4 separate regions of the Homo sapiens genome follow, and regions 2, 3 and 4 are each linked to region 1. The links are chromatin loops, found by intact Hi-C in ENCODE. Cell type or tissue: endothelial cell of umbilical vein. All regions are shown on one strand. Links, peaks and the distances in the headings refer to the core of each region. The heading gives the core; the rest is flanking DNA.

What was found. Hi-C counts contacts between places; a loop is a spot of excess contacts. Peaks named below come from ENCODE experiments on the same cell type or tissue, not always from the same donor. Only the 100,000 strongest peaks of a DNase experiment are listed, where the experiment ranks them.
Region 2: it touches region 1 in a loop (12-fold over the local background); 5 of 110 quality-filtered maps call a loop at or near these places.
Region 3: it touches region 1 in a loop (9-fold over the local background); 2 of 110 quality-filtered maps call a loop at or near these places.
Region 4: a loop joins it to region 1, with 8 times the contacts of the local background. A loop is called at or near these places in 2 of 110 quality-filtered maps.

What each region holds. Positions count from the first base shown.
Region 1 is chr15:39,135,633-39,143,343 of GRCh38, reverse strand. The region is part of intron 1 of LOC105370777 (a long non-coding RNA gene); the gene reads left to right. Among named protein-coding and RNA genes, the nearest start is that of LINC02915, 110 kb to the left of the region's middle. In endothelial cell of umbilical vein, for the core only: no CTCF peak of the experiment used is centred there; a DNase peak (open chromatin) is centred at 3,133; H3K27ac peaks cover 3,695 bases.
Region 2 is chr15:38,991,885-38,999,595 of GRCh38, reverse strand. The region is part of intron 2 of LOC105370777 (a long non-coding RNA gene); the gene reads left to right. Among named protein-coding and RNA genes, the nearest start is that of LINC02915, 250 kb to the left of the region's middle. In endothelial cell of umbilical vein, for the core only: no CTCF peak of the experiment used is centred there; DNase peaks (open chromatin) are centred at 3,145 and 5,035; H3K27ac peaks cover 4,197 bases.
Region 3 is chr15:39,426,309-39,434,019 of GRCh38, reverse strand. No RefSeq gene overlaps it. Among named protein-coding and RNA genes, the nearest start is that of THBS1, 150 kb to the left of the region's middle. In endothelial cell of umbilical vein, for the core only: no CTCF peak of the experiment used is centred there; DNase peaks (open chromatin) are centred at 3,019 and 3,869; H3K27ac peaks cover 4,010 bases.
Region 4 is chr15:38,889,930-38,897,640 of GRCh38, reverse strand. It overlaps a transcript of LOC105370777 not described here. Among named protein-coding and RNA genes, the nearest start is that of LINC02694, 200 kb to the right of the region's middle. RefSeq lists an enhancer at 2,774-3,973. In endothelial cell of umbilical vein, for the core only: no CTCF peak of the experiment used is centred there; DNase peaks (open chromatin) are centred at 1,670, 1,820 and 2,940; H3K27ac peaks cover 3,811 bases.

The DNA of each region.
Region 1 (7,711 bases), core at 1,144-6,143:
GTAACCACTACAAAAAATGGCTCAAATATGATAGAAGTTAATATTTCACTCAAGTGAAATAAAAAACAAGAGTTTTCAATTGATGGAAGGCTCTTTTTCAGATAGTGACTTGAGACCTTGGCTCTTTCTATCTATCTTGTGACCTGTCCCACTTTAGCCATGACCTCCAAGGTCACGGTGTTCATCTTTGTCACACTGGAGGGGAATGTGCTTGACGGTCACAATTCTATTAATTGGAATTCAGTTGTAGCCTACCTGTGGGCCTTCAAAGAAAAGGACCATTTTGGCGGACACAAAGCAGTCTCTTACATAGTCTGCTCTTCTCGTTCACCATACACCAACTCTTCCCATACATAAAACACACTCATTCTTGTCCCAAGGGAGACAACACAAAGCTCTGTCCTGCTGCTGCATCCAGTTCAAAGTCCATTCTTGCATTGCTATAAAGAAATACCTGAAACTGGGTAACTTATAATAAAAAGAGATCTAACTGGCTCACAATTGCACAGGCTGTACAGGAAGTATAGTAGCTTCTGCTTCTGGGAAGGCCTCAGGAAACTGACAATCATGGTGGAAAGTGAAGGGGGAGTAGATACATCTTACATGGCTGGCAGAGCAGGAGGAAGGAGGGGGAGAACTCACTGTCACCACAACAGTACCAAGAGGTCTGGTGTTAAACCATGAGAAATCTCCCCCATGATTTAGTCACCTCCCACCAGGTCCCATCTTCAATGCTGAGAATTACAATTACATGAGAGTTGGGTGGGAACACAGATCCAAACCATATCACTTCTGAATCATGGAGATTTCATTTGTTTGTTTGTTTGTAGACAAGGTCTCACTCTTTTGCCCAACCTGGAGTGCAGTGGTACCATCATAGCTCACTGCATCCTTGAATTCCTGGGTTCCGGAAACTCTCCTGCCTCAGCTTCCCAAGTAGCTAGGACACAGGTACATGCCATCATGCCAGCTAACTTTTTATTTGTAGAGATGGGGGGGGTCTTGCTTTGTCTCCCAGGTTGGTCTTGAACTCCTGGGCTCAGATGCTCTTCCCACCTCAGCCTCCCAAAGAGCTGGGATTACAGGTGTGGGCCACCCCACCCAGTCCGCAGAGTTATTTTTGATACAAGAACAATGGTTTTCATTGGTAGATTTAAGTGTATAACAATTTGAGTCAATTATTTGACATCATATGGGCAAATTGTAAGTTTCTACCGATTGAGTTGGAGTTTTGCTAATGATAGCTTCAATGTGGTGTTTGTATCTTTACCACAGGAACTTAGACATTAATCCACCCTTTCCTTCATATTACCATCTCAGTGCCACTCCGCACATCCCAATTCCAACCGCTGGGTCATGGCAACCTCTAGAAGTCAGGACTAAGCATAGAATAAAACCTTGTCTCAAAGTCTTTTGTTTTCGTTTATTTGTTTTTTAAAGCAGTGCTTTGCCCTTTGGGAAGTATGTATGCGAAAGGCAGGGCAAAAACCAGCAATCCTTGCTTAAGAAGTAGGGGTATTTGCTCTGCCTCTGGTTTCCAGTGTCTGTTCTTCAGAGGCCTGGGCAGCTTCTCCTGAAGCTGAACACCATCTCCTAATGCCAACACCCAGAGCTTCTCTTTTCTCACCATAGCCAGCCCATAACATGTGAATGAGAGCAAGAGTATCCCAAATGAAAACAAATATATTCAAATCACTGCTTCAGGAGTGCACCCGAATCCTCTACTTTCTCTATACAGAGCTGGTTAAATATTACACTCTTTGAACTTCATCTGCAAAATAATGATCATCTCCTTCACATGTTTGCAGTAAAAAGTAAACAGTAAATATCTGAAAATGTAGAGCCCAGTGCCTAACTGGTAATAAGTAATCAATTCATGATCATTTCTAACTTTTCTTACTTCAGCTTCTTTTCAATTCCAATACCCCTGTGCACCCCCCGCTCTGCCCACCCACCCACACCTTGTCTGTGGCTTTCAGTGTCCTGATTGCCAGGTCAGGCTGCTGACCTTAGACAGGCTTTCCCACTCTCTCCTGCTGCGCCAGCACTTCTCAGCCCCAGCTGGAGAGGTTTTAGAACCATCTTTCCCCTCAGTGTTCTGCCAGCTTGCCCCACGACTGCCTAGTTCCATCTAGCCCCAGCCCATTTTTGTTTTATGCTTGTGGCTATTGGTAGCAAAAAATCAGTGGCTACACTAGCTGGAGACTGTCAAGGCCAGCTCGAGGAACCAAGAGCAGACTGGGATCTGGAGAGTACATGTGAGTGTGTATGTGTGATGTGTGATGTGTGTGTGTGTGTGTGTGTGTATGTGTGAAAGAGAAGTTGGGTGAGAGTGAAGGTGTGCAAGCAAATGTGACTAAAAGTATTATACAATGTGTTAGTAAGAAGTTTGAATGTAGTAATACATAAGGCAGAGGATGAACAGGTGTGAATGATACAGAAGAAGGGACATAAAGAGAAGCCAGTGGGATATGTCATCGAATTAAGTTGAAAAAAGGAGAAAAATGTTTGTAGGAATGTAGTGGGGAAGGAAAAAATAGTATTAAAATATATGGAGTTATATGTGAAAACACGTATGTGTGTGTGTATGTATATATGTGTAAATTTTATAAAATTAAGTCATGAAAAATAGATTGCTTGTTCCGAAGCTTAGTAAGTTAGGGGTCAATTCAGGAAAAATCCGTACTGTTATATATGCAACTCTCCTTTTCTAGGGGATAAATGTAGCCCCAGTTAAACAATCTATATATAGAAAAGACCAGCACCCTTAAGAGAGGAAGGCTTGATTCATGAGTAACGATGGCCAGTGTCCATTCCAGGAAAGCCAGCATCTGCTCTTAACCACAATCCCTTAAGGCTGGATGCCATAGCCATATATGGAGTGCTATAGGGAAAGGAAGGGAGTCTCTTTCTGGAGTCCCCACAGATGCTGTAAGTGGCATCCAGCCTATCTTCAAGTCAGCTCAAATTCAGAGGAAAGGGGTTCTGTTTTGATAGGGACCAACTAGACCCAACAGAAGGAAACAGACACATGAGCACAGGCCAACTTGCTGAAGGAACATTGCTTGGTTTCCTTTTTCTGTAGAAAGGAGCCAGTGTTCTGTGGTGTGCTGCCTTCTGTGTCTCAGAAGGTATGTTGTTTTCTGATCCTAACTCTGTTATCATCCTGTTTGCACTTGGTGACTCACAACAGATGCTCTGGCTTTCCCACAGCTGTGCTCTTATCACTGCAGGGCGAGCAGAGCAGCAGTCACATCTGCGTGGTCCTGACCTTACCCTCCTGGGGCTGCTCCTATGCCAGCCATTCCCAGTTTAGAGGGGCTGTAATAGCGTTTCCATGGTACTGAAGACAATTCACAGGAAAATAGTTTATTTGAATAGCAAATGCTTTGACCAGGTTCTGGACTGTGGAAAGCCCCTAGTACAGTGACAACATTAACCACACAAACAACAAGTATTAGTACTATTACTATTACATTATTATTACTATACAGGGAAATGAACCAACACCACCATGAATCAAACATTTTCCTGGAATTTTAGCATCTGATTTGGAAACATATTTCTTATTAGTTGACAAAAGACAAAAGGAAACTTCAGTAATATCTCTATAGCCTTATAAAAAATGAATGCAGAAATATGTTTGAATGTCCTGCTATCCAATTTTCCTCATGGTATGCAACAACGCCACTGTGGCAAATATTAGAGGAGAGAAAGCAGAAAGTAGCTCCAAGGCAAATTCCAGCCAAGGGCCATTTTATCATATCTTTTTCTCTGTGTCACTTTGGGTTTTGGGAAATCTTTTTTTTTTTTTTTTGATTTTTTTTTTTAATTATACTTTAAGTTTTAGGGTACAAGTTGTATATCCAAAAGAGATTTTGAAGGGTTAACAGTGTCATTGATTAATCACCCTTAATGTTCAGTTGTCTCACAATCCCAAGGCATTATGAAACCTCTTGTAAGTAAATAAATTGTCATTTTATTTTAATGGTTTTGAGACAATTGTAGACTCACAAGCTATTGTAAGAAATAATATAAAGAATTTCCACATTCCCTTTACCTAGTTTGCCCCAACTCGCAAAAGTTCTGTGCAAAACCACAATTAAATATCAACCAGGATATTGGCATTGACACAACCCATTGATCTTATCTAGATATTCAGACTTCCCTAGCTTACCTATACTCATACTCATTTGTATATTTACTCCTATGTAATTCTATCACATGCATAGGTTTGTGTCTCTATCACTTGAGTCAAGATACAGGACAGTTCCTTTACCAGAAGGATCTCTTTTACATTGCTCAAATCAAAAGAACATTTCTCATTGAGTGGTACAAGGGAATACCTGTAATTGAGGAATTAAAAAAGAGTGAGGAAAAAACTCACACCTTGACCTTGTAAATCAGTGATTATTATGCTTAGGTAGAACATTTAATCAAACAGTTCTTTTTCTTCACCTTTAATTCACTTAGCAATCATTTTGGAGGGAGTGTGCTAGACATTAAAAAAAATTATTAACACACATGGTTCTGGCCAGGCATGGTGGTTCATGCATATAATCCAGCACTTTGGGAGGCCAAGGTGGAAAGATCCCTTGAGTCTCAGAATTTGAGACCAGCCTTGGCAACATAGTGAGGCCCCCATCTCTACAGAAAATAAAAAAAAATTAGCTGGGCATGATGACACACACCTGTAGTCCCAGTTACTTGGGAAGCTGAGGTGGGAAGGACTGCTTGAGCACAGGAGTTTGAGGCTGCAGTGAGCCACGATTGCACTACTGCACTTCAGCCTGGGCAACAGAGTGAGACCTTGTCTTAAAAGTAAATAAGTAAAGACACGTGGTCCTTCAAAGAGAGAGGTATAAACAACCAATGGTATTTTGATAAATACTTTAATGGAAGAATGTACAAAGAACCAGGAGAAACAATATTCATTTGACTAACATTTGTAGTCAACTAACACCAGTAGAAACAATAGTCAGTCAACTAACATTTGTAAAAAGTTGGGACAGATTTATCCTAGCACATTGCTTTTCTGGCAGGGACGATGTTCCTTTCGCTCTCTACACAATTCTTATCAAATCTCAATGGAGACCAAACACACACAGAGGAATGTAAAAAGCTGGAAAAAGGTCACGAATATACCCCCAAACCTCTTTGGATTGAAATGATTTTCAAAGGGTGAAGACTATGAAATTGTTCAGCAAGGACCCCACTAATAAGTCTGTCACACTTAGGGAATTTTTGCATTTTTATCTCCAGCACTTTCATAAACCTATCAAATTAGTCAGAACACACATGGTTAGATACCATTGAATTAAAAGAATGAATGCTGCTTTTGCCTTGTCTTGAGGAAGTTTTCAATGTTTACGCTAAAAATTAGTGAAACCCAAATTATCTGGTATATATCTGAAAAATCTGACGTTCATGTTCCAGAGATAACAGTGTTTATGTGTGTTTGTTTCTTCCTTCAAAACTGTACTAATAACATCTATTTGTGGGAGAGGGGGCTTCTTAGCTGTATAGAAGTAACATAAACATGGTGCTGTACAGACTAAGTGGAGAGTTGGGATATTCAAATCAACCAGTTAAACAACAGTAAATGCAGTAAGTCATGAAGAGAGAGAGAAATGTGCATGGCTTATGATATGGGTGAATGAAGGTAGGACTTGAATCCAGCCCAGGTGTTGGATAGTGAGAGAGCAGGGAGGAAGTATGTCCCTTGAGAGATAAATTACATAAGCAGGTTAGAAAATGAGAATTATATTCAAGAACAGTGAGAGTCCAGGTCAGTTGAGAGTGTGGAACTCAAATCAGGAATCATGAGATTGGTGGGCTCTAGGATCTGATGGCTCAGATTCAAAACCCAGATATACCACTTACTGGATGTATAAATTGGGGAATGAATTAACCTCTCTCTGCCTCAATGTTGTCACTTATAAATTGGGGATAATTGTACGTGTCTCATGGGATTATAGTGAGAATTAAAGACGATAACTTGTGAAAACCACTTCTCAGAGTGCCTTACATAGAATTGCTTATTGTATTATGACTACTATTCTATATTAATTATGAAATAATATTTTGTTAAGCCTTAAATGCTATCTTAAAAACAGACAAAAACAACTGAAGATTTTAACTTGTAGGCAATAGTATGATCATTTTTAAATAGAGCAGTATGTAGGGAGATGTAAAAAGGTCTTTCCATAGAGACTGCATTAAAAGAGGGTGAGAATTGAGACAGGGAAAAGCTTTAGGAAGAAGGAAAATCATCACAGCGTGAGAAAAGGGAAAACTGGTTTGGAATAGAAGGGAGAGACCTTAAAGGAAAACTGTGTGGAATTAGGGATTACTGGATACTACAGATGAGAGGAAAGAAACGTCTTTCTTTTTTTTTCAAATTCTGGAAAAGATTGTATCATGAATTATATGAAAAAGGGAGTTGGTTTTGGTATAGAATGAGGAAAAGGATAATGAGTTTATTGTGAGTAGTTGAAAGTGAGAGTAGAATATTCTATATCAGTTGGGGTTCAATCAGAGGCATAGAACTGGTAGGAGCTCTCTCTCTCAATATATCACATCTATATATCTTAACACTTACATATGTATGTATACATATGTATATTTTATATTTTGTTTACATTATATAAACTTACATATGGATTTACTTGTTATGTAAGATTAGCTCACACAATTGTGAGGTCTGGCTAGGTAAGCCTGAATTCCACAGAGCAGGCATCAGGAAGAGATTATCATAAGCAGGCAGGCCCCATGAGCTTCAGCTGATGCTTGAAGTCCACAAAAAGAAGGGAAGGTCCAGGGGAAGGGGGAGCATGCTGGCCTGTTGGTGTGTCTGATTTTCACGGAAGGCCTAGTCCCTCTCTAAATGGCTTCTGCTTAATTAAGTGAGGCACCCAAGGATAATCTCTCTTTTGGTGAACTCAAAATCAACTGATTTGGGGCTTTATTTACATCTCCTCTTACTGGAGAATTCAAACGGTAGTTTGATTGAGTCACTGGTAGAATGTGCATGTCTTCATCACTGCCTCCCTCCTGCACCCTAACTCTCAAAAGAGAATGTTTCTTGTAGCCTAACTCTAACTAGAAACACACTAGAAAGGAAAGTCGGGGAAATGTGGTTCAGCCTAGCCAAGCTGACACATCCCAAAGCCATCACACATTCCAGTGGTGATGACATATATGTTATGAGAAAAATAGACTGAAAATGAGTAAAAGATACACATGGCCGGGCGCAGTGGCTCATGCCTGTAATCTCAGCACTTTGGGAGGCTGAGGTGGGCGGATCACCTGAGGTCGGGAGTGCGAGACCAGCCTGACCAACATGGAGAAACATGGTTTCTACTAAAAATACAAAATTAGCTAGGCGTGGTGGCACGTGCCTGTAATCCCAGCTACTCAAGAGGCTGAGGGAGGAGAATCGCTTGAACCCAGGAGGTGGAGGTAGCAGTGAGCCCAGATGGGCCACTGAACTCCAGCCTGGGCAATAAGAGCGAGACTCCATTTCAAAAAAAAAAAAAAAAAAAAAAAGATGCAGGCAGATGATAAGGATTTGAGTTAATAACAGAGAGCTGACAGGTAGATTAGGAAGCAGGAATTATTCATCAGGAAAAAGAAAGAAGTAAGAGTAAACCTTGTGCAGTACCCACAGTGAGGCTACATCAGGAGGAACATGAGCAGTAAAGGAGCAGTG
Region 2 (7,711 bases), core at 1,153-6,152, 140 kb after region 1:
GAGTTCACTCAGTTTTGTCCTTCTTTGTGGGAGCTGCAGAGTGGAGCTGCCTCTATTCAGCCATCTTAGTTCCACCCCAAGAAGACATTTCAAGTCTACCAACTTACCAAATGTTTTAACTTAATATTATTAGTAAAGGGACAATTAATATCATTTGCCTTATTTTAGAAATGACTGAGACTACCTCATCATCTATGTAACATTTCCTCCGAATGTATTTATTCTAAATCTAGTCATGAGGAAACCATATAAATTCAAAATGTGGGATATTCTGATAAACAACTGGCCTGGACTCTTTGAAGCAAGAGAGATTGATCCATGTGAAAAGTGTATGGTTGTCTATTGAACTATTCTTGAAACTTTGCTCCTAGTGAGGGAACATAACACAGAATAAATTGTCAAAAGAAAACGCATCAATGGGCTCTGAGTAGAATGCCTAAAGTACAGTCATGTAAATCATATGCATGTTTCAGGTATGCTTAAACCCACATCACCCCCATTTTTAGGAGTTCTTACTTTCTGATTTTCACTTGGGTTTCACATAGGAAATGTGTTGGACTGCTAAGCGAGAGTCTCTAATATAAGTAATAAAAATAGCCATGAAGAAAAATACAAGCATATATAAAATAACTGTATCATTAGTTGCATAGCAAAACAAGATTGTGAAGTGTCCTTTATAATCTTGTATTATTACAAAATATAAATTGTAAAGAATATTCTCCTTGTTGTGGCCATCCAGCATCTTATGCACAACATTGCTATTAATGGAGAAATTCCCACCTTGTATATTCCTTTTGTCCAAGAAGAGCCAGACTCTCTCCCCTAGATTACCTTCTAGGTGCATCACAAGGGATGTAGTAAATTGAGTTCTGCCAATCAGATACATTCATGAAAGTCTTTTGTAATTGATTCATGTGAAAAGAGAGTATGCAGAGTCTGTCTTTCAGTAAGCAAGGCAGAAGAGGTACCAGCCTTTTGATGCAAAGAATGAAAAACTTTGTGTCTTGTAGTCACCAGCATCTTCACTGCAATCTGGAAGGTCTGGGCTGCAGCAGGCCTTGATGTGTGGCTTGGGTACCATTCCTAGTTGTATAGCCCCTACTTTGGTTCTCTGGCTCTCTAAGAAAACTGGTGAGCATCCTAATTTCCTTTGGCAAAGTTCTTTTCTGTTTAAACTAACTAGAGTAAATTTTGGTTTTGCTAATGAGAACCCTGTCAGGTATGACACTAACTGACTTCTTGATTTACCATTATCCATGGAATCTTAGGATAGTCTGTTAGAAAAGTACTACTCCATTGGACACCCTTCTACCATTTTTACATCTGCATATTCAGTTTTACACCCAAATAATTATATGTTATGAGCAGTGATGACAGAATGTGTTATTAAACATAAAAACATGAGAACTATTATAATGTTTACAAGGTCATAACTTCATTTTTAAAGATGGGCCAACCTGGTGGTTTTTGGATTATGAAAACACTTCCAAATACCTTTCAGTGATCTTTTAGTTTGTCAAAATCTCCATCACATCTGGTGACTTTGAGATATTTAATCCATATGTTTCTAATTTACATTGAGTCAACTCATTCCAGTAAATCTCCAGGATGATAAAAGAGTGCTCAAGAAGGTAAAGAATCTGTTAATGAATTTTTTTGCTGGTCGTATATTCTTGAGCACTTCCAGTCTGGGAGAGTTGGAAATAAGTTCAGAACTTGGCTCAATTATTTGTCTTTATCTCAATATGAATTTCATTTGAAACTGAATCATGGCACTATACCCTATGCTACTTGTTTCCTTGGTAGTCTACCCATTCTTCATTTTGTGCGTAGCTGAAATACAATCTGGATGCCCTCATGAGTTGGATTCATTTTTCCTGGTTTAAAGTTTACATGACTGGAAAATGTCAGTGATTTAGGTCCACACTGATAGAGTACAAAATAATTTTTTTCCACCCCATCAACTCCATTTGCTTTGGATTTAAGCTGAGGGACACAGTTATTGATGAGGCCATAGCAAAAAGAGTGTTAAGATTTTTGTAGTTCTTGGCTAAACACTCCAGCTCCCTGCTACCAACTATCACCAACCAATCTGTCCCAATTAAACTCCATTGAATTAAGCTTCTTAATCCAATAGGCAAATTCACAACTCACTGGCAGTATTTTATTTCTGTTGCATAAAATTCAGCGTCCACATTAGTGTATGTCTATCCCAGGAGGCTGTGTGCCCTCTCCCCAATAGTTTCTATTCTTGGAAGAGATGTTAGAATGACTGGGGATGAGATCATAACTTGGGGCACAAGTTAACCTTAAAATTTTTTTAGGAACTTTATTCATTATCAACAAAAATGTATTGAACCCTAGATGTATTGAACCCTAGCGTGCTGAGGGGACTGGGCTAGCTACTGTAGAGGATGTCATATACCATTCTCCCCTTCTTCAGTATGCTCCAACCATATTTACAGTCTTTCAGTTCCATATCTCTGCAAGGTATTTCTTGCCTCAAATCCACATACACGCTGTTCACTCTGCCTGTGTGCACGTCCCCTCCTTGTTTATTCCCACAAATAGACATTTGTTATTCCCAGCTGACTCTTCCTTATCCTTAAGGCCTCAGATTAAATGTACCTTCTTCAGAGAGGTGGTCTCTCATCACCAAATATAAGTTCTTCTTCCTGGCACCCACTGCCTTTATTGTACATCATAATCTGTGATTATTCATTTAATTGTTTTCTTGTTTAATTTCTCTCTCCCACAAAACTATAAGCTTCACAAGGGCAAGGACCAAGTCTGTTCTGTTAACCACTGTGCAACCAGGGTTTCTAGTGCAGGGTCTGGCATGTGGCTGACACTCCACATAAACCCATTGAGAGGTAGTTTCCTGTTCTCATTTTAATCTGATGGAAAATGTGTTTAATTAAACATGTAAATAGGTTAGTAGACAGTATGTTTATGTCCAAGAGACGAATTCAATAAATAAATACACAGCTATCATTCCCTAACAGTAGTTTCTTCTGCAAATTAGTCTAAACAGAGATTTCCTGGCATTCTCTTCAGACATTGCTGTGAACTTGGGCCAAATAATAAAGGTCATAAAACTTTCTCCCACTCAATTCATTTGTGCTTATATTATGTTCGCTCCAAAGCTGGAGGAACGGAAGTGGCTTTTCATCATTGGGAAATGAAAAAATGCAATGAGTAACCCATTGTTTTGATACCATTTTATATTAATCATCTGAATGCTTCATTTCTCTCATCCTTGCTGTTAACTATTCTTACCAGAAGTTAATAAGCTTCCAACATTTCTGTACATGAGCTAAGAGAGAAGAAAAAAAAAAGACTAGGCATGATTTCAAATTATTCCAGTCATCTGTCCTGTTTGGGTGACCTGCATTCCTTCAGTCTACCAGTAAAATGCTAGGCATGCCTGACTGAGTGAAAATGGAAGACAAGCCTTCAAATTCCATGTTACTGAAGTGTTGAAACCAGTTTTAATGAAACATGGGAAAACAATAGCCAACAAGGGGAAGTCTGGAATTTCATAGAATTAGAGACTTGAATTTCATAGAATTAGAGACTTCATGTCTTCCCTGTTGATTCCTTGAAGTCATCTCCTAATGAAGGAACCCTTTCTCCAATGACCTTTAATTAGTATTGTTTCTGTCCCAACCTTTCTGCTCTGCTGCCTTCCATATGATGGGAATTGGGAAAGTTGAGCAGCCACCTGGGGTGCTATGAAAGATCAAGCACATTGGAGGCCCTTCAGATATCCATAGCACAGTAGACATTGGAAACACAATGAGGAAAGGGCACATAGATGTCCCATAACCCATTCACCAGAACACAGTATGGATAAGAGACAGGAGAAGGGACAGGGATATCTGTTTCTGTCTTCACTGTCAACAAAGCTTCAGAATTGGCCCTCCATCTAAATAGTCTTTCATTTTTCACACCATAGTCAACCTCTCTCATGACCTAAAATGTCCCTGCCCCATGCAATACAATCTATTTAGAGAACCCAATGCCCTAGTAGGTGCTGGGCCTTCTATTTCCCACTACAATCACAAAAAGAACAGCAGTGGCTTTTGCCCTTGGGAAGCTCGTTGTCTTGGAACTGGGGGTGAAAATGGGGATTGCTAAGGGGACCTGGAAATACGGCAATGTATTAAGTTCCATAATGAAAGTATATCAATATACTGTGATAATACAGAGGAGAAGAGATTCCACGTGGAGTTTTGGGAATAGTGGGAAACCTTCTAGAATGTAAGTTCCCCAAAGCCAGTCACGGGCCAACCTTGTAAGCCTTTTTTTTTTTTTTTTCTGGATATCAGTCTCAGGCCTGCTACATTAACTTCTTTCTGCACACCTGTTCATTTATTTGTGTATACATGTAGTCATATAATTAGAAGAATAGCCATTGAATTTGTATTATAGTTTCAATTTATGTTAAAGAATACTGGATCTTCCCTATAATATATAAAACAAATTTAATACCTATTTTTAGTGGTATGCTGGAGCTATTCTGTAACTGCATGTTAGAGCCAATTATTAAATCTCCAGGAATTTTGTGAGCTACTCACTTGCAATCACCTATAACAGGAATATTCACACCAAAGAAATTGGCAAGTTCTGCAGATCAGGACTTCCCCGTCTCCATGAAGAGCTGGTTATTAAACATTGAACAGCATACCTTTGCTGTTGAAAGGAAAGAGTGAGAAAGTAAAAAGAATAAACTTTCACACCTAATAAATAAAATCCCTATTCAGATTTATTTATTCATTCATTTAAATTTATTTAATAAATGTGAAATACAGAAGAAGTTCTGCAGCTAAATTCACTGACTATATGGAGCTTACAATCTAGTAGGAGAGCCAGATGATACACACAAACATAGTGGAGCAAAATATTCTCATCTTAGTCTGTCATTTCCTTCACTACCATAGAAGACTCAGAAGGAAGAGTAGTGTTTTTTCTTCTCCTACTCTGAGAAGCTTTATCTGCATTTGGGCTGTGCAATCTTTAATAAATACAGTGATGCAAGCTTTCCTGAAGCCGATCCCCCACCTCCAACAAATAAATGAATAGGCTTTTGTTTGGCAAGTAAAGGACAAATGACAGAGGCTGCTACTGAGAGTAGAGAGGGAGTACTGGCCTTCCCAGAGGAAAAAGTGCTGGTGTGTGTGTTTGATCTGGGAGAGCTGTGTACTTTAGGGGTTTAGGGGAGTGGATAGGAAGGGGGCCATCAGCTATAGCGTGACAGGATTGGTACCTTCTTCCTATTCCTATGGTGTACATATGAAATGCTTTGAGGGGTGACAGGGGTTCCAAAGGAATGGCACATGGAAGCCCGGAGGGCATCACCAGGAGGAGCAGTTTTCAGAGCACAACTAAAGATGCTCAGACAGCAAGAGGCAGTAACATTGACAGGGCTCTTACAGTGTTCTGGACACTGTTGTAATCCTTGTGCATGCTTTAACACTGTTAATCCACACAACAGCCCTGTGAGAGGGGTATTGTTTTATGCAAGAGGAAACTGAGGCACAGAGAAGCTGGGGAATTTTCCCACGCAGCTAGAAAGTGTCGATTTCATGCTTGGTTCATTTGGCCACAGAAGCTGTCCTCTTAACCAGTATATTATGTGACCTCATCAAATGAACATACCCACTCTAAATAGACCACAGGGTTTAGACAAAGACCATTTACATAGCAATCATCTTGTTTGGAGGGCTAAGAACTCTTTCTCTATTTTCAGAGCAGTACTTAAGCCCCTAAATTTCAAGGCAGCTCTGGAAACGAAGGGCCAAGCTGTGAACTGTGACTGAGATTGGATTTCTTGCTTCTCTGGCAAATGGGGGCCTTAAATCAAATAGAACAAGTTCTCTGCTTCTCTGCCATAAAGGAGGCCCCAGTCCAGAGGGCTCTGAGATAGGTAAATAAGCAAATCCAATCTCATCTAAAGGTGCTGCCAAAGGCGTCCCCTAGGGACCTCTCACTTGTCTGACACCACCTTTGAGAGAGGTTTCTGCTCTCTAAAAGTCTGTAGTTAGAAAGCAAAGGTTCCAGCTGCTGATGGAGTGCTCAGCCTCTCCAGCCCCACATCTATGACAACATTTGGCTCGCCAGCCAGCCCTGCCCTCCTGCTCAGTTCTTTCTGTTCCACGGACCTGGGAAGGACTTTTCTCGGTTGGTGAGCATGTCTTCATCAGAAAGTCTTCGCAACTCTGACAAGATAAAAGGCATGAACCAAAGAAGAACATGATAGGGAGAGCAATTCAAGTAACATGCAGAGAGGTCCCAGGCAGGCAGAAACACAGGGAAAGGGATGGGTATCCTCAGTGGTAAAACTGGCAGCCATGGCCAAGGTTCATGTCCTTTCCTCTCTTACTGTTTGATTATTAGAGTTTTGCTCTTTCTCAAATGACACTCATGGCTCAGGCCAGCCCACCAACACACTAGTGCTCAGTGAAGCTTCAAGGAAGGCTATTGGGTGCTGAGTTCTTTCATCAGTCTCTAGGCTTTCACTCTCAGTAGTAATTGACTTCTCAAGTTCTATCTGCCTTCAAAGACGAGAAAAAAAGCACTAACTCAGCCCGGTCCCTTTCCCATTTTTCATAAGACACTGAAAGAACCACCATAATTTTTTATATACATAGATTAGATTTACTTTAAAATGGGCATGACTTATCATGGTGAGTGTTTCACAAGTATGTTGGAAACGTATTTAAGGCAGGGAAACTTAAGCCTTTCCACAGTTACTTACATGCCCTGTGAAAAGACAAAGTGTAAATGCCTCAGCTGTCAGCTTAGCGTGATATAAATATATTTTGAGTTATTGTGAAATTGACCTCTCTCTCTGAAGGACGCTTGGGAGTTTTGCCCTTTGGAATCTCATTGGTCCCCCTGAGTTTCTTTTTTGTCTTGCTTACTGCCTGTGAGCCTGCTGTAGGCCTTCAGTAGAAAAGGATGCTTTTGAGTCTATGTGCTCATGCAGTATGTCATTTTGAAGAAAGTCAGCTGCAGTCATAACTGCATTCGCTAAATTGATAAATTCTTTGTGTGAGCTTTGTTCCTTTCCATACAATTCTTTCAGAGGCTCTCTCACCTGTCAGAGATTCTGGAGAGAAAGCTATGAATTCAAGAAATCTGTTTAAAAATATGTCCATTAAGAAAACTCCTCTTTGAAAGCTGAGTCTTCTAAAAACTCTTACTATCGCTTGCTAAAATTAGTTTAATGCAAATACATTGTATAATTGAGTTTAATAGTGAGACTAAGTAGAGAATATTTGCCTAAAATGGCCAAAAATGGCTAGGAGAAGTTTATTCCTATATTACCTATTCTTTGCCTCCTTTTTTGCTTTTTTTCCTCATCTTTTGGCCAAATAAATAAAGTACTGGAGAACCATCCATTCAAGTCCGCTTTGCCAGAATATTTTTCTGGAATTTTCCCTTCCATTCCACAATCCTACTAAGAAAAATTTCATATTAGTGAGCAAATATTTCCCTCCTAAACTGAAATTCTGTTATTTTAGTTCCCACTTGCCAAAGGCAGCGTGATTTGAACATTCCTCTTCACTTAATATCAATCCCCATCAGATAATCATTAAATGAACAGAGGCTGCAGGTTAGAAGGAATGCTAACAATGCAGATAAAGTCCTCATAACTGGCAGCTATGAATTAATTCAGCCAGATCACAGCCCAAGAGGGAGACTG
Region 3 (7,711 bases), core at 1,415-6,414, 290 kb before region 1:
TGGTGGCCAGTCAGAATGCCTCGGAGAAATTTTGAATCAACAACCATCATGCTCTTCCAATTTGGTTCTTTTCCAGGTCTCTTGAGTTTGGAAGCCAGGTTAGAAGTCTTCTGAGCCCTGGTATTATTTTCTCAGGAAATTTCATGGGAGAAAACAAAGACCTTGAAATCAGAAAGTCTTAGGCTAAAATCTTCCCTTACATTCTAGCTGTGTGAACTTAAAAACCTTATTTGATTTCTCTAAATCTCAGTCTCTTCATGTGCAAAACACCCTGCTTCTGATCCTTCTGAAGATTAAATGCATTCATATCTACAAAACGGCTACACCAGTGTCTGATGAAAGTGCACAAGTGATGTTTCCTGCTCTTCCCCAACTTCCTCCATGCCTGTCTATTGGCTTCTCTGCTTGTGTGGGATGCAGAACAAAGGCAAGCTAGCCTATTGCTCTATAGCAGCTCCCCTGAGGAAGGGAAGTTGAGACTCAGCATCTGAGGCTGCATGTCCAACTGAGGGAGGGCAGAGAGAGTGCCTGCTGGATGTACTGAAGGCAGGGAAGGCACACTCACGTTTGCTGTGACCTCTTATGCACCAGGCTCTTTAGGCCTTTCATCTGTACATTCATTCATCCTAGGAATCAGTTGGGAGACTGAGCTGTTGGAGAAACTGAGCATGTGGTCTGGTTTAGCTGGGTGGTGCCTGGCTGCTAGACACAGAACAAGAGTGAAGGACAGTACCTACTCCTGATAATGGGGTGATGCCTACAGAATGGACATTGAAGGTCAGCTATGTAAGAGCCACCTGTTCTCTTTTGACCTTACTTAGTTGTAGGGTGTGAGAAACGATACTACACACAACGTCCTCCAGAGGCAAGAGGCCAGGTTTTAGGAACTTTGCCAGTTCCCTTTGTACATTCAACGTGATCATACTTGAGGACAGACTCTTTGGGTGTTTTCCACAGTGCTGAACACATTGTTGGCACAAAAAAGATGAGTTGTGTTGAATAATGGAAAGACTAATCCCTCTTCCTAATGCTGCAATGCTGACAGCTCCTCTTACCATAGACTATTAACAGGGTGGCATGCTTTCTTTTCATCTTCATTCTCAGTCTTTCAGAGCACAGTGTTGTAGCTACCAAGTCATTGGCCGCTGTGTTGAGTGGCCGATGACCTGCTAGCTTAATTCACAAGAAGCCAGTTTTCAGAGGTAGGTGCACTTATGTTTGCTCAAAAAGGCAGCAATGGTACTCTGAGAGAACTTTATTCATTGTATCTGGTCCCTATTTGCCCAATTTTATGGATTTTCTTTAAAATTCCTTCCATAATTCTTGACCTTTGGACTATAACTTCAAATGATTATAGACACTGGCCTGTGCTGTCTCACCTTTCTTTTTATATATGAAAATGAACAGTACAAAGCACAGACCCAGGTCTTAAAATAAATAAGCTCATTCAAAAGAAATCAAGCTACAATTAAGTGAAGACATATTACAAATTTAAGAACATCACCATCGCACTAGCAGCACATTAAGGCCACCAGTGCTCAAGGATCTTGGCTATCCCATTGCTTTGACATTGATGTATAGGCTAAGAATGTTGACTAAATTAACAGACTTTTTAAAAAGTATCTTTTAATGTAGGATGCTATTAATACTTCCACTGAGCTTGTAAAAGATCCCTGGGGTGCTGATCCTGAGAATCTATTAATGGAAGTGCACACATGAAATGACTTGCTTCCTTTATGTAGATGCTTACTCAAGAAGATGTTGGACACTGGGGACGTTTTGTGACCAGGAAAATACAGTCATCTGAAAAGACTGGCAGAGAATACTGCCTGGAGGGGGATGTGCTCCTTGTCTGACTCCTTTGAAGATCAAAAAGATAGAGGGAGGATTGGGAGAGGGCTGAGCAGGAGAGAGCAGGAAGGAGACACACTGAGCTGGTACACATCATGGGATGAAGGCCAGGAGAAACCAGGCTGCAATAAGTTAGGAGTCTACAGAGAGGGAGATATGAGAGCCATTTTGTGAAACTTTCCCCTAAGAATGGAATCATGCTTTGTGAGGTAAACTAATGGGGGGATAACATAGGTTTAATGGGGGACCTTTCAAGGACCTCTTGACTTGGTGCACCTATTCATCTCATCAGTGATTATTCTGTGCCCAAGACACCATAGTGTCCTGGATTTACAAAAGATAGGCATGAGACTGTCTCTGCTTTTGTAGAATCAACAATACCTCTGAAGGACCAAACCTATGCAGAGACATGCTCAATTTCATTTATCTAGTGATGGAACTTCATGGAAAGATGGCTAATGCAACATAACATACACTACATGAAGGATGAATCAGACTTCCAAAACTATAGTCTAATTCACTCCTTGAAAATATTCTTTTTCTTTCTTTTTTTTTTTTTTTTCCTGTGGCCCAGGCTGGAGTGCAGTGGTGCAATCATACTTTTGTAGTAAAGTGTCCCTGTGGTTTTGGAATGAGAAATGAGACGTTTATTTTCCTCAACTCACTGCAGCCTCAACCTCCTGGGCTCAAGCTATCCTCAGGCATGTACCACCATGTCTGGATAATTTTCTTTTTCTTTTTCTTTTTTGTAGAAGTGGGGGTCTCACTATGTTGCCCAGGCTAGTGTTGAACCCCTGGTCTCAAATGTTCCTCATGCCTTGGCCTCCCAAAGTGCTGGAATTACAGGCATGAGCCACTGTGCCTGGCCAAAATATTTTTCTTAAACAATGAGTTCTTTTTCATATTACCATGAATTTAAAATTTCTCTGAAATGACCAAAGACCACTTTTTGTTTTCAAAAGATATACAGTACATCCAGGGAGCTGGCTTCCAAGTTTCTTTTTTCTTTGCTGTTAAAGGCAACAATGGAATAAGACTTCAGAAGGTCTCTGTGCTCAGGATGGTGAATGATGTAGGAAATAGCTCCGTACTAGGGACTCTGGGGCAACCAAAACATTGGTACATTGCTTGTCTAGCCTAAACCAGTGGGAACTATTCTCTGGATGCTTTTCCCCTTACGTTTTCCCCTTTATTGCCCTCATGGACAAACTCATACATTGATTTATTCAACATATATTTTGACCTCCACCTATGTGTTAGGCACAGTATCAGGCACTGGGCACCCCATTACATACAGGTCCAAGCAGTCCCTGCCCTCAAGGAGGTTAATATCTAGCCAGAGAGACAACATTATTAGTTTAATAATAATTATACACGTTTTTGTTGTGTAATATTACTGCTTAAAGATTACAATTAGCTCAATTATAAGATAATTTACAAAATGCCCAACGACTAATGAATATGGGTAGTCATTGTCCAAATAGCTGTGCACACATCATCATTTAATTATAGTACTGAAGACAGCTGCACTGGCAAAGTGCAGGGTGTGATGAGAGTGGGTAATGGGGCAACCTGCCCTAGCCGCAGGGGCTGGGGAAAGCTTTCCTGAGGAAGTGGCTGTTAGCAAAAGACTGGGAGAGGGAATAAAAGTTGGCCCGGGAAGAGGAAGTAGAGAGGAAGGACAGAAAATGGTCCAGGCAGAGGCAACAGGACAAGAAAAGGCCCTGGGGCCTTTGAAACCCAGTTCCACTCTTGATCTGCAAACCTTTTTAGGGATACTACAAACTAGTCCCCTTACACTTTTCAAACAAAGAGAGTTCACAGTGCTTTCAGTTGCCCACTTTTATATGCTATCAACAAATTCCTAGCTCCCCCCATTTTCTCCATTTCCTCTGTCCTCAGTCTTCCCCCCACAGTGTTCAGTTACACAAAAGGGCCTACGTGTTTACCAGCCTCTTTCATGACCCTGATCAACAAGCTTTGGTGGAAGACATCTGCGTCTAGACAAAAGATTGGTTAGTCTTTGTGAAAGTAAATGTTCCACGTCTGACTCAACCTGACCAAGAGCCAAGAAAAGGATGATAAGGCTGATGGAAAAGATTTTCTTAATGAATGGCAGTAAAAAACAGCCCAAAGGTGAAGGCAAGAAACAGCCTTGGTGTTTCCTGGGGCTCCTGGCCCCAGACAGGCTCTTGAAAGCACTCAAGGATAAGAGGTAGGAAGGTTATTTCATTTCCTCTCTGCCTCTTTCTATTTTAACACTTTCCTCCCTCTCACGCTAATCTCTATTCCCCACACCTCATGCTCAAAACAGTCACCCTTTAGGTTTTGGGGGGTAAGTATTACCCCTTTCAAGTGGGTTAAAATGTCTGGAATGGAGATTATTAAAGCTAACTTTCCTGGTTATACCTTTTTTTTTTTTTTTTTTAAACTCTTTCAACTTCAGTATCTTGGAAAGTTGAGCCTATCATATCACCAGGAGGATTGAGAGTTTAAACAACAATTACAAATTACGTGGAAAGTTGGAAAAAGAAGAGAGTTCCCTCTATTCTTCCCTGGCATCTCTGGGTGGCTGTTGTCCATGCTGGAGGAGTTGTCACCTTATGTGCCCTTGAGGGACCTCCCCTCAGGAATCAGCAGTGGGATAACCTTGCAGGTGTTTTTTGTTTTTTCCCAGAAATAAGAGACGTAAGCAAGGTTTAAATTCATAGCCAAGTAACATAATTTGCTGTCAAATTTAATGAGAAAAATTTAAAAATTAAAGCCACATCTAATTTTTAAAATACATGATTATGTACTGAGCTCTTTCAACACAGAATCTTACATAGGTCTTCTTTCCTTTTACAATGATCCTTGTAAGGTAAGTCACACAACTGTTTATTTTACAGAAAGGAATCTGAGGCTCAAAGAAATTAAGTCTCTGGCTCAAGATCATAACTAGTAAGTGGCAGAACCGGGATTTGACAGGTGTTTTGATTTTAGGTCCAATGATCTCTTTGTTACACTCACTTCCTCACCTGTGGGCTGTGAGGGACTTTGTTGCTTAAATAAGCTAGGGCTCCAAGAACCCAAGCTTCTAGGATAAATAATAACCCAACCAATGCAGGGTGTCCACTATGATTCACCGTGGCGTCCTTACGTATTTTGGAAGACAGCAGTATTTGAAGGATAAGATTTTTTTTTTTCCTCTAGGATCCTCTAGGAAGGCAACTCAGGTCCTATAAAGAAGCTGCTGATTTTCACCCAGTGGCTGGGAATTTGATGGGTCCCCCTAAGATCTGCAAAGGGATGAAACTGGAACTTATTCTCCAGTTCTATGTCTAGGGTGGGTGGAGATCGATATTTTGGGAGAAAAATGGGAGCATAATGTAGAGGAGAGCCCCTGAAGGTTTGGGTTCCTTGTGCTGAGACCTAACATCCTACAACATCTCCTTTGCAACTGGGAGTGCTTTGGAATGTTTAAAAACACGTGCTTGAGTTGAGCAGTGGAGGCTCAGAGGACACTCTTGCATGAGGTGGAAAGGCTCAAAGTCCTGGCCTTCCTTCTCCTTGTCTCTTGACCTTGCTTCAGGGGGAGAGATGGTGAAGTGGAATGATAATGGATCTTGGGCATCAGACCCAGGTTCAAATTTGTGTTCTACTATTTTTAGGCTGTGTAGTCTGGACTTCAGTTTTCCTATTTGTCAAGTGAAGCTTAATAGTACCTCCTAAGAGGATTTCCCTGGGGATTGCATGAGCGAATAAGGGTTCCACATACTCTATGTCAGAGCCAGTGCTCAAACGTTGGTCCTCACATCCTGCACAGAGGACCTCTTCATATGTGATTATTTGTTTTATTTTACTGTCATTTATTATTTGTTTATCGTGTGCTCCCCCATTAGAATGTAAGCCCTAGAAGGAGTTATATAATATTGTTTGTTGAATAAATGATATTACTTTGAATACATAATACTCTAAGAAGTTCCAGGCACTGTAACAGTTCCAGCAACAGTTCCAGGCACTGTTCCAGTGCCCAGAACATGGTAGATTTGAATAAATAATATTACTGCAATACATGCATATGTCAATGTTAAAGTGGAGAGATAGAAGCACTCAGGAAGCATAAAGAAAATTCAGCCTCTTAAAATCTGGGACACCTTGAAACCATGAGTGGCTCAGAAAGAGCCAGCAGTCTCTGGCTATTGCTGGCTTTGCTGGGCTGCCCCCCTAGAGGCGTGAGGTTAGGATATTGTGTAACGACAAATGACACAGAGGGGACTGTCTGTTCTGGCTTCTTATCTAGAAGCCCTGCACCTCTATAACCCCAGGGCTGTTCTTGGAGCTGTGGCTCAGAGAGTCAGGCTGACAGCACAAGGACAGGGAAAAAGGTCCTATTCTGACATTCAGAGGATCTGTCTTTTCTCTCCTGGGTCTCCAGGACCCTATCCTTCTGAGCTAGATGCACCTACGTTTTGAAAATGAAGATGGGTAGCTGTGCTGAAGCTCTTGTCAGCATGCAATTGAGATACTCTTTGGCCAAAGCAGAAATTGGTTGGAATTCTGGCATCCTTGGCTTAGAAAAGAGCCTGAGCAGGTAGATTTTTCTGCTTGTGTTAGCTTATGAGAAAGCCCAGAGTCTCTGCATGAGCTTCTAAAATGCCTAATACTTCTTACACAATTCAAGTTGGACGGCAAGTGTCAGTGATGCAGCACCTTCAGACAGCATTTCCCAGAAAGTATGCTACAGATACCATGTCTTTGTCAAAGGCGGCGGCACGTGTGCAGCTGTGATGACAAATGCAGCGGGTGTTGCTAGTTGCGGAAACACAGCTAGGGGTTTGGTTAACCACAGGAAAGCTGGGGTGAGGGGCAGTCCCTCCGTTCTTGTATTCTCTCCCTAGATGATTCAGGGTGGTCCCTAGTTCAGCCTCAGACACGAGACCCAGATCACTGCAGGCTGTCTGTTGCCAAGCGACGGGAACCATTTGGCACCAGCCGTAGAGAGCAACCAGAATGGGCAGAGCAGAGACTTAGAGCCCAGAGGACTGGAAGACGCTGCCACAGCCGCACGCACTCTAGCCTGATGCTACAGGTCTGTCACTGATGATACTAAAAGTTACGCGGTTGACAGATGCTATTTACAGCCAGAACTGAACAAACTCAAACACAATTCTATGTCGAACAGTCAGGGAAAATAAAGTTAAAACACCAGCAATTCCCATGCCATATCATTTATACATATCTTTGTGTTTGGAATTCACTTCTGAAATTCACTTCCTCTTGTGGGCTGGCTGGTGTAAGACATAAAAGTGAGCTCTGGGTCACTTTGGTCTTTTTTGATTCAATTTGAGCACCTTCCACCCCATGATTGTCCTAGGCATTGGAGAGAAGGTCTGTGCCCCTCTATCAGATGGTGAGTTCCCTGAGGACAAGAGCCTTATGAATTCATTGGCGATGTCTCCCCAGTCCATCCCATCCCACACACACAGTGCCTAGTGCACCACTTTGGGCATTTTGGCACTTGGTAAATATTTGCTGAACGGAAGAAAGAAACTCTTTTTTTCACTTCTCTTCTGCTGTCACTGCTAGGCATTACATGTCTTTTTTTTTTTTTTTTAAATTTAAGTTTTAGGGTTCATGTGCACATTGTGCAGGTTAGTTACATATGTATACATGTGCCATGCCGGTGCGCTGCACCCACCAACTCGTCATCTAGCATTAGGTATATCTCCCAATGCTATCCCTCCCCCCTCCCACCACCCCACCACAGTCCCCAGAGTGTGATATTCCCCTTCCTGTGTCCATGTGATCTCATTGTTCAATTCCCACCTATGAGTGAGAATATGCGGTGTTTGGTTTTTTGTTCTTGCGATAGTTTACT
Region 4 (7,711 bases), core at 838-5,837, 250 kb after region 1:
TTTTAAGTGACATCAAATAAACAATTTAACCATGATAAACACTTGGGACACTCAGCTGCTGTCCCTCTCTTCTCATTAGTATGTGTAATCATATGCATGCATTGTATATAAATGACAACGATCCTTCAGAGTCAAAAAGACCTTGCCCACGGTGTTGTCCGCATGGAACTGTGACTGGATGCTTCAAAGCAGTGCTCTCTTCTCTAGGCATATGTGAGTATCCCGAACTGATGTGGCCACACTGGGGCCTTTTGAGATTCTGGCTGCCTACCACATTGCTCTAGAGTGGCTGATATTCCTTAATACCCCACAGTTTAGTCTTTAGGCCATTAATTAAGCTTCAGTTTTGTAGAGCTTGTCTACATATATATGTAGCTATGCTCTATGATGCCCCTACTGTATCCACTAACACATCTTTTAGCCTCTCAATACCTATCATGGTAACAGTCCCAAGAAAAAGTGGCTCAAACTTAGACTTTGGGTGGAATAATTCCTGCTATTGCTGATTGAAACAGGAATCATGGCATAAACCAAAGTAATCCTATCTAGGCCTATATATGCTATAAATGTATTAGAAAGGCCCCCAACTCAAAACTGGCTCAAATGCTGGCATACCAGCATGTTTCATATCAAATAGGCAAAAACCAAATCACATCCCTTGTTTGGAGAAGTATAAATACTTCAAGTCAGTGGATCACTTCAAGTCAGGCTGTTGTTGCAAACAAAGCAGAGGTACTCTGTTGAGTCTTATTTGTGAATCCTTGAGAACCAGAAGGATTGCTTCTGAAGCATTTCCATAATACCACACATTGCTGAGCTTCCGTGCAGCAATTGCCTGTGGTGAAGCAGACTTACACACATCTCTTTAAAGAGGCTAAGACATCATCTATTATTTCAGTCTCAAAAAAGATTGAGAGGCTTTCAATCTCAAATAAAAAGTAAATATTTTAATTCCATTTTAAAGATGGAGAAACAGGCTCAAAAAGCTTAAGTGGCTTGCCCAAAGCCCAAGAGGGAGTAAATGGAAGAGGCTCTATGTGCAGGGGGCAGTGTCATGTTCTTCAAAGCCATGATGCTGTCGGAGTCTCAAAGGCTAACCCTACATAAAAAGGAACAAAGAGGATGAGCAGGAGGGAATTGTTACCACTCAGGTTCCCCTCCTGGCCCAGTGCTGTTACACTGGCACCTCCTCCAGGACTGCAACTGTTGAATCCATCCTGGAATGGTTTATTTGCCCATCTTTAATCCATCTAAGCCCAGTTCTTTTAGATTTCCAAGTAATAATCCACTAACTGATGAAGACGTCCAGATTGCTGTGATGGAGCAGGGAGGCCTCCTTCCCTCTTGGGGCCATCATACTCCTCTAGGGCCCTGTCCAAAGCTCTGTCTTTGGACTTTTACTCTAATATTAAAGAATCAGTCATGGCAGAGAGGAAGGCAGTGTGATTGCAGGCTGATGGTGCTGATAATATTTTGGGATCAGTGAGGCCTTATGACATGCTTGGAGAGTATCCTGTATGACTACCTACTTGTGGTTAGCTTTGGTTGTTGAACATACGAACACACTATCATCATCCCCAGACATGTTTTTAATAATAAATAGTGAGGCATTCTCGCCAACATTTAAGGTTTGGGGGAAAAAAAAAAAAGCTCTAGAGAAAAATACTTTGAAAGGATGTTTTTGTAGGGCAGCCGCCTTTGCTGGTTGCTGTCAGCAGGGATGGCTATTAGCAGGACATCTAAGAAGCTGGAACAGAGAGTTATCCTGGGATTTGTCCCCTGCCTCTGGGAGGAAGAAGGTGATTAATGCACCCTGCAAGTAATAAAAGATCAGCTGAGAAACAATCCTGGGGCTTTGATAGACTCTACCAGCACCCCATAAATGAGACTAATAAAAAAATATCCATCGAAGAGGCTGGCACATGCAGGTCTCTCAATAAATGGGAGCTCTTATTGTTTCTTATACATTGATGAAAATAGCAGAAGAATCTCAGATGGTGATTTACTCATGGGAGCACTTGGCAGATTTCCACTGAATACCATACATTAGATAAAAACCCAGAAAGAAACCCTAGATAAACATTGGAGAGCCAAGAAAATAAAAGCAATTATCTAAAATGTGATTCCTGCCTCCAGTCACGCTAAGACTGTGTCTATTTTTACAGCATTGATCATAATCTGAAATTATCTTTGTTCACTGTGGTATCTCCAGAATCTAGAACAGTGCCTGCCTGGCATACAGTATGTGCCCCATAAATGTGCATTGAGTAAATACACAGATACATACTTACAGTGTTGAATGAATATATATCAAGTCAATCAATAACTATTTAGAAGCTCAATAAAGCTACATTTAGGCTATGTGACCTTGGACAGTCACTTGATGTCTCTTTGATTCATTTCTTCATCTATAAAGTAATTATAATACCAATCTCACCAGGTTGTTATGAAGATTAAATAGTTTAATACACATGAAAACAATGTATAAACCATTGGTACAAGGCAAGTATTAAGACTATTACAATAGAAATAAACAGAGTGAGATAATGGGATTATTATATACTTAAGACCTGAGCTTTACAGAACTGATCCCAATGGGAAGCAGGTCCTCATTTTGAGTCCCACTTTTTCTAAATGATTATTTAATAAGCATGCTTCTCCCTGATCTCAGAATGTGTATATATCTTTCCCACTGCCTATCTTGGCACTGTGCACATGTAACAATGTTAACGTCTTCTGCCTAACTCTTACTCATCCCTGAAGACCCAATTCAGGGGCTGCTTCCTCCCAGAATTTCCTGATGTTCTGCCTGAATTCTCCCAACTCCCACACTGTGACTAAGTTGGATCTTTCTCATCTGTAATCAGAAAACTGTTTTGCCTGTTTCTTTGCTTAATCATCAGGACTGGACCATGAACTCTTTGAGAATTGTGGCTTTCCTCTGATTATCATCTGAACCTAGAACAGTGTCTGATACAAAGAATTCAGTAAGTGTGGAATAAATTAATTATGAATGAATGAGAATTGGAAAGGCCTAAGTTTCCATGGGTCAGCATAGCAGAAAATTCCCTAAGGCAAGTTAATGGTTAATCTTCCAAATGTATTCTAAGTACTGACTCACAGACCTTCAGGAATGTGTGTCCTTGAAGGGGTTAGAAAAATGTCAAGTTGGGCATGGCTGTTTATCTATTAAATGATATTTCCCCCTTTTATTTTCCTTATATGTCTCCTCTAGCAATAAACAGGGTCTCTCTTCTTACCATGGCATGAATACAGCATAAACCACAAACTCCACACATTCCTTTTACTGAGGCAACTGTACATGTTTTCCACAACTGAAGCAAAAGAAAAAGAAGTTAGATGCAAGACGTAGAAGTCATCAGCAATTTCTTAAGGTCTCAAAGATTATTAAAGGAATTGACATTTGCAAAATCACTTTGAACTCTGGCATTCAGCAGCTTTTTGAATGTTCCATACAATGAAAAGTTCCATTCCCATAAAGTCAGAAATACCTTTCTGGGCTCATTTCACATCAGAATGCAATAAGGTTCATAAATGTCTCTGTGAAGTTTGAGTGTAATAAAGTTCAGCTATAAAACATTTAATATGCAACAGGCTTCTACACCAGCTGAAGCACTGACTCTGTTTAATGGGGCTCCCTTTACAGCATACTTCACCAGCAACAAGAAGAAACATTTTTAAAAATCTATAAATACCTGCAATACAACCATCAAAGTCTTTTTTATTCTTATTACAGATCAGGCTGAGGCAAACTGACATGCCTGATCACTCCACCCAAAGTATGTTCATAGAAAGCTCTTGTAACTCTGTCCCAAAGAACATTTAAAATCTACTTTGGATGTCTTTCAGCAGTTGATATTCTCCAGCAACTTCAGCAGCAGCCTCTCCTACAAAATGAGGGTTTTATTTTCCTTTGAGAACCAAAGAAGCAGGTTCCTTCCACCTGTCCAGAGTTGTTTGTGTATCTCCTCTTCAGCCCAGTCCAGGTCCCAGCACTGAGCCATTGGCCCCTAGATAGAGCAGTCATATTAACGGAGTTCAGTGAGTCCGTTCAGTTTGCAGTTTGGGTCTATAGTCCCAGGGTGTCTCTTTTCTAGAAATGACCACATCAGTCAACTAGGAGATCCCTCTTTCATTTCATACTTCTCCAAGGCTGACAGGAATGCATCTACAATGATTTAAAAGAAAACTACAAAGTTCACTTTCTCACTGTATTCATGTTTCTATGGAAATGTCTTCATCACATATAGCCTTTCCTGACTACGCTGATTAAAATCACTCCCCAATTAGACTATATCCCCTTATCCTGTCTTATTTTTTATTCCTTTTATAATCCCTCACTTGTTGTTTGTCTCTCCTCACTAGGATGTAAGCCCCGTGGAAGCTGGGACTTTATTTCACTCACTCATTGCTATGTTCTCAGGAATTACATTATTTCTTCTTCTTAAATTCCAAGTAACACGTGCAGGATGTGCAGGTTTGTTACATGGGTAAACGTGTGCTGTGGTGATTTGCTGTACCTATCAACCCATCACGTAGGTGTTAAGCCCAGCATGCATTAGCTATTTTTGCTGATGCTCTCCCTCCCCCTGCCCCCCACCCCCAACAGGCCCAGTGTATGTTGTTCCTCTCCCTGTGTCTATGTGTTCACAGTGTTCAGCTTCCACTTATAAGCGAGAACACATGGTGATTGGTTTTCTGTCCTGTGTTAATGTTCTGGAAGCCATTATCCTCAGCAAACTAACATGTCCAGCTCCATCCATGTCCCTGCAAAGGACATGATCTTTTTCCTTTTTATGGCTGCATAGTATTTCACAGTGAGAATGTACCACATTTTCTTTTTACAGTCTGTCATTGATGGGAATTTGGGTTGATTCCGTGTTTGCTATTGTGACTAGAGCTGCAATGAACATATGCATGTCACGCATGTATCTTTATAATAGAATGATTTCTATTCCTTTGGGTACCTACCCAGTATTGGGATTGCTGGGTCAAATGGTATTTCTGGTTCTAGGTCTTTGAGGAATCACCACACTGTCTTCCACAATGGTTGAACTAATTCACATTCCCACCAACAGCGTAAAAGCATTCCTATTTCTTCGCAGCCTCGCCAGCATCTGTTGTTTCTCGACTTTTTAATAATCACCATTCTGACTCGCATGAGATGTTATCTTATTGTGGTTTTGATTTGCATTTCTTTAATGATCAGTGATGTTGAGTTTTTTTTTATATGTTTGTTGGCCACCTAAATGTCTTCTATTGAGAAGTGTCTGTTCATGTCCTTTGCCCACATTTTAATGTGGTTGTTTGCTTTTTTATCTTGTAAATTTAAGTTCCTTGTAGATTCTGGATATTAGATCTTTGTCAGATGAATAGATTGCAAAAATTTTCTCCATTCTGTAGGTTGTTCGTTTGCTCTGATAGTTTCTTTTGCTGTGCAGAAGCTCTTTAGTTTAATTAGATCCCATTTGTCAATTTTTGCTTTTTTGCAATTGCTTTTGACATTTTTGTCATGAAATCTTTGCCCCTGGCTATGTCTTGAATAGTATTACCTAGATTTTCTTCTGGGGGGTGGTGGTTAGAGTTTGGGGTTTAACATTTAAGTCTTTAATCCATCTCGAGTTAATTTTTGTATAATTTTTGTATATGGTGTAAGGAAGGGATCAATTTTCAATTTTCTGCATATGGCTAGCCAGTTCTACCAGCACCATTTATTAAATAGGGAATCCTTTCCCCATTACTTGTTTTTGTCAGGTTTCTCAAAGATCACAGATGGTTGTACATGTGTGGTCTTATTTCTGAGTCCTCTATTCTGTTCCATTGGTCTATGTGTCTGTTTTTGTACCAATACCATGTTGTTTGGATTACTGTAGCCTTATAGTATAGTTTGAAGTTAGGTAGAATGATGCCTCCAGCTTTGTTCTTTTTGCTTAGGATTGTCTTGGCTATTGGGGATCTTTTTTGAATCCATATGAATTTTAAAATAGTTTTTGGAATTAGAATTATTTCTAACACCTGGTTGATACTCAAGAAATGCCTGTTGAAATTGGGCATTGTGGCTTATGCCTGTAATCCCAGCACTCTGTGAGGCTGAGGTGCGTGGATCACTTGAGGTCAAGGAGTTCAAGACCAGCCTTGCCAACACGGTGAAACCCCATCTCTACTAAAAATACAAAAATTAGCCAGGTGTGGTGGTGGGTGGCTGTAAGGAGGCTGAGGCAGGAGAATCGCTTGAACCCAGGAGGTAGAGGTTGCAGTGAGCCGAGATTTCTCCACTGCACTCCAGCCTGGGCAACAGGGTGAGACCCTGACTGAAAAAAAAAAAGGAATGCCTGTTAACTTTAGTATGGATGAAAGAATGAATGAATAAATGAATGAATGACAAAGGCAGGAAGTTGTGGACAAATTGTATAAAGGAAAACTACGGAAGCCCAAATTGTAGTTAGCCCATATCCAAACACCATGTACAGTCACATGCCTCCCTGTTTCTATTCATGTTGTCCCCTCTGCCTGTGATGTCCCAGCTCCCTGCAAAGGTACCTGTCCTTTAACACAGTGCCAATATCACCTACTCTCTGAAGCTGCCACAACCCTCACAAGGCAGACAATCATGCCCCCTCTATGTTACAAGTGCATTGTAAACTTATCTCTATAAAATCCTTTTAACAAGGTACCCCCACCGCATATGCACACACACATATACACACACCCCTGCTGCCTCCTATATAAGACAGCATGTTTTCTAAAGACACAGCCTGGTATACAACAGTGTCACACAACATATACTGGTTGGGCACTGACTGTTTAAGGCACTTAGGATACGTCAGTGAGCAAAATACACAAAGATCCCTAACTTCATTGAAATTATACTCTAATAAATGTGAACTAAATATTTGTTTCAAAAATGGATTTTCCTTTATGATAGCTGGCTCAGCCTTCTCATCCATGAACTCAGCATTTTACTTTCTACATCAAATTGCTTGCAAAGGAGAGATATTTACTGAGGAGACAAGGGGAAAGATAAGTCTTTCTTTTTTAAGGGTTTCACCATTGAGCGCCATTTCAAAGGTTAGATTTAGAAACTCAGCTTTTAGATAGCAAAAAGAAAAAAAAAAAAGAAAGAGAAGGAAGTGAGGAAATCAATGTTTTCCTTAGGAATAGGGTGAGGTCAGCAGCATAAAAAACACCCATGACAGCAGGACCACAATAGGAAGTCAAGGCAGAGGGCCTTGACCCACTGCTCATTCCAGTTCCATCCCTGCAGCTATGAGAACCAAGCACTATGACTGGTCCCACAGCACCCATGGAAATCAACCTGAGATTACACCTTGTGTATACGAAGCTTGGGAGCATTACTTGCAAGTGACGGTAACTAGTGGTTAAACCCATGATCAATACATATACATTCTGGTGTGATGGTTTTGTTTTGTTTTTTTTTTAAATATAAAGAAGGCACTGAAGGAGGGGTTCTTTGGACTGAAATATTTGAAGGCCAAAGAAACTCAAAATTATTCAAGATGTTAGAAAATCTAGGCTTTCCTACATGGCCTCTACATATAAAGGCTTGCTCTTTTCATCACTGACATCTCCCTGCCCTATCAATAAATTGTCAATATTCTCTAAATCTCAAATCAGAACAGGTCATGCGTCAAACAGAGGTGGACCTACGGTACAGAGAGTCTGCAGGTTT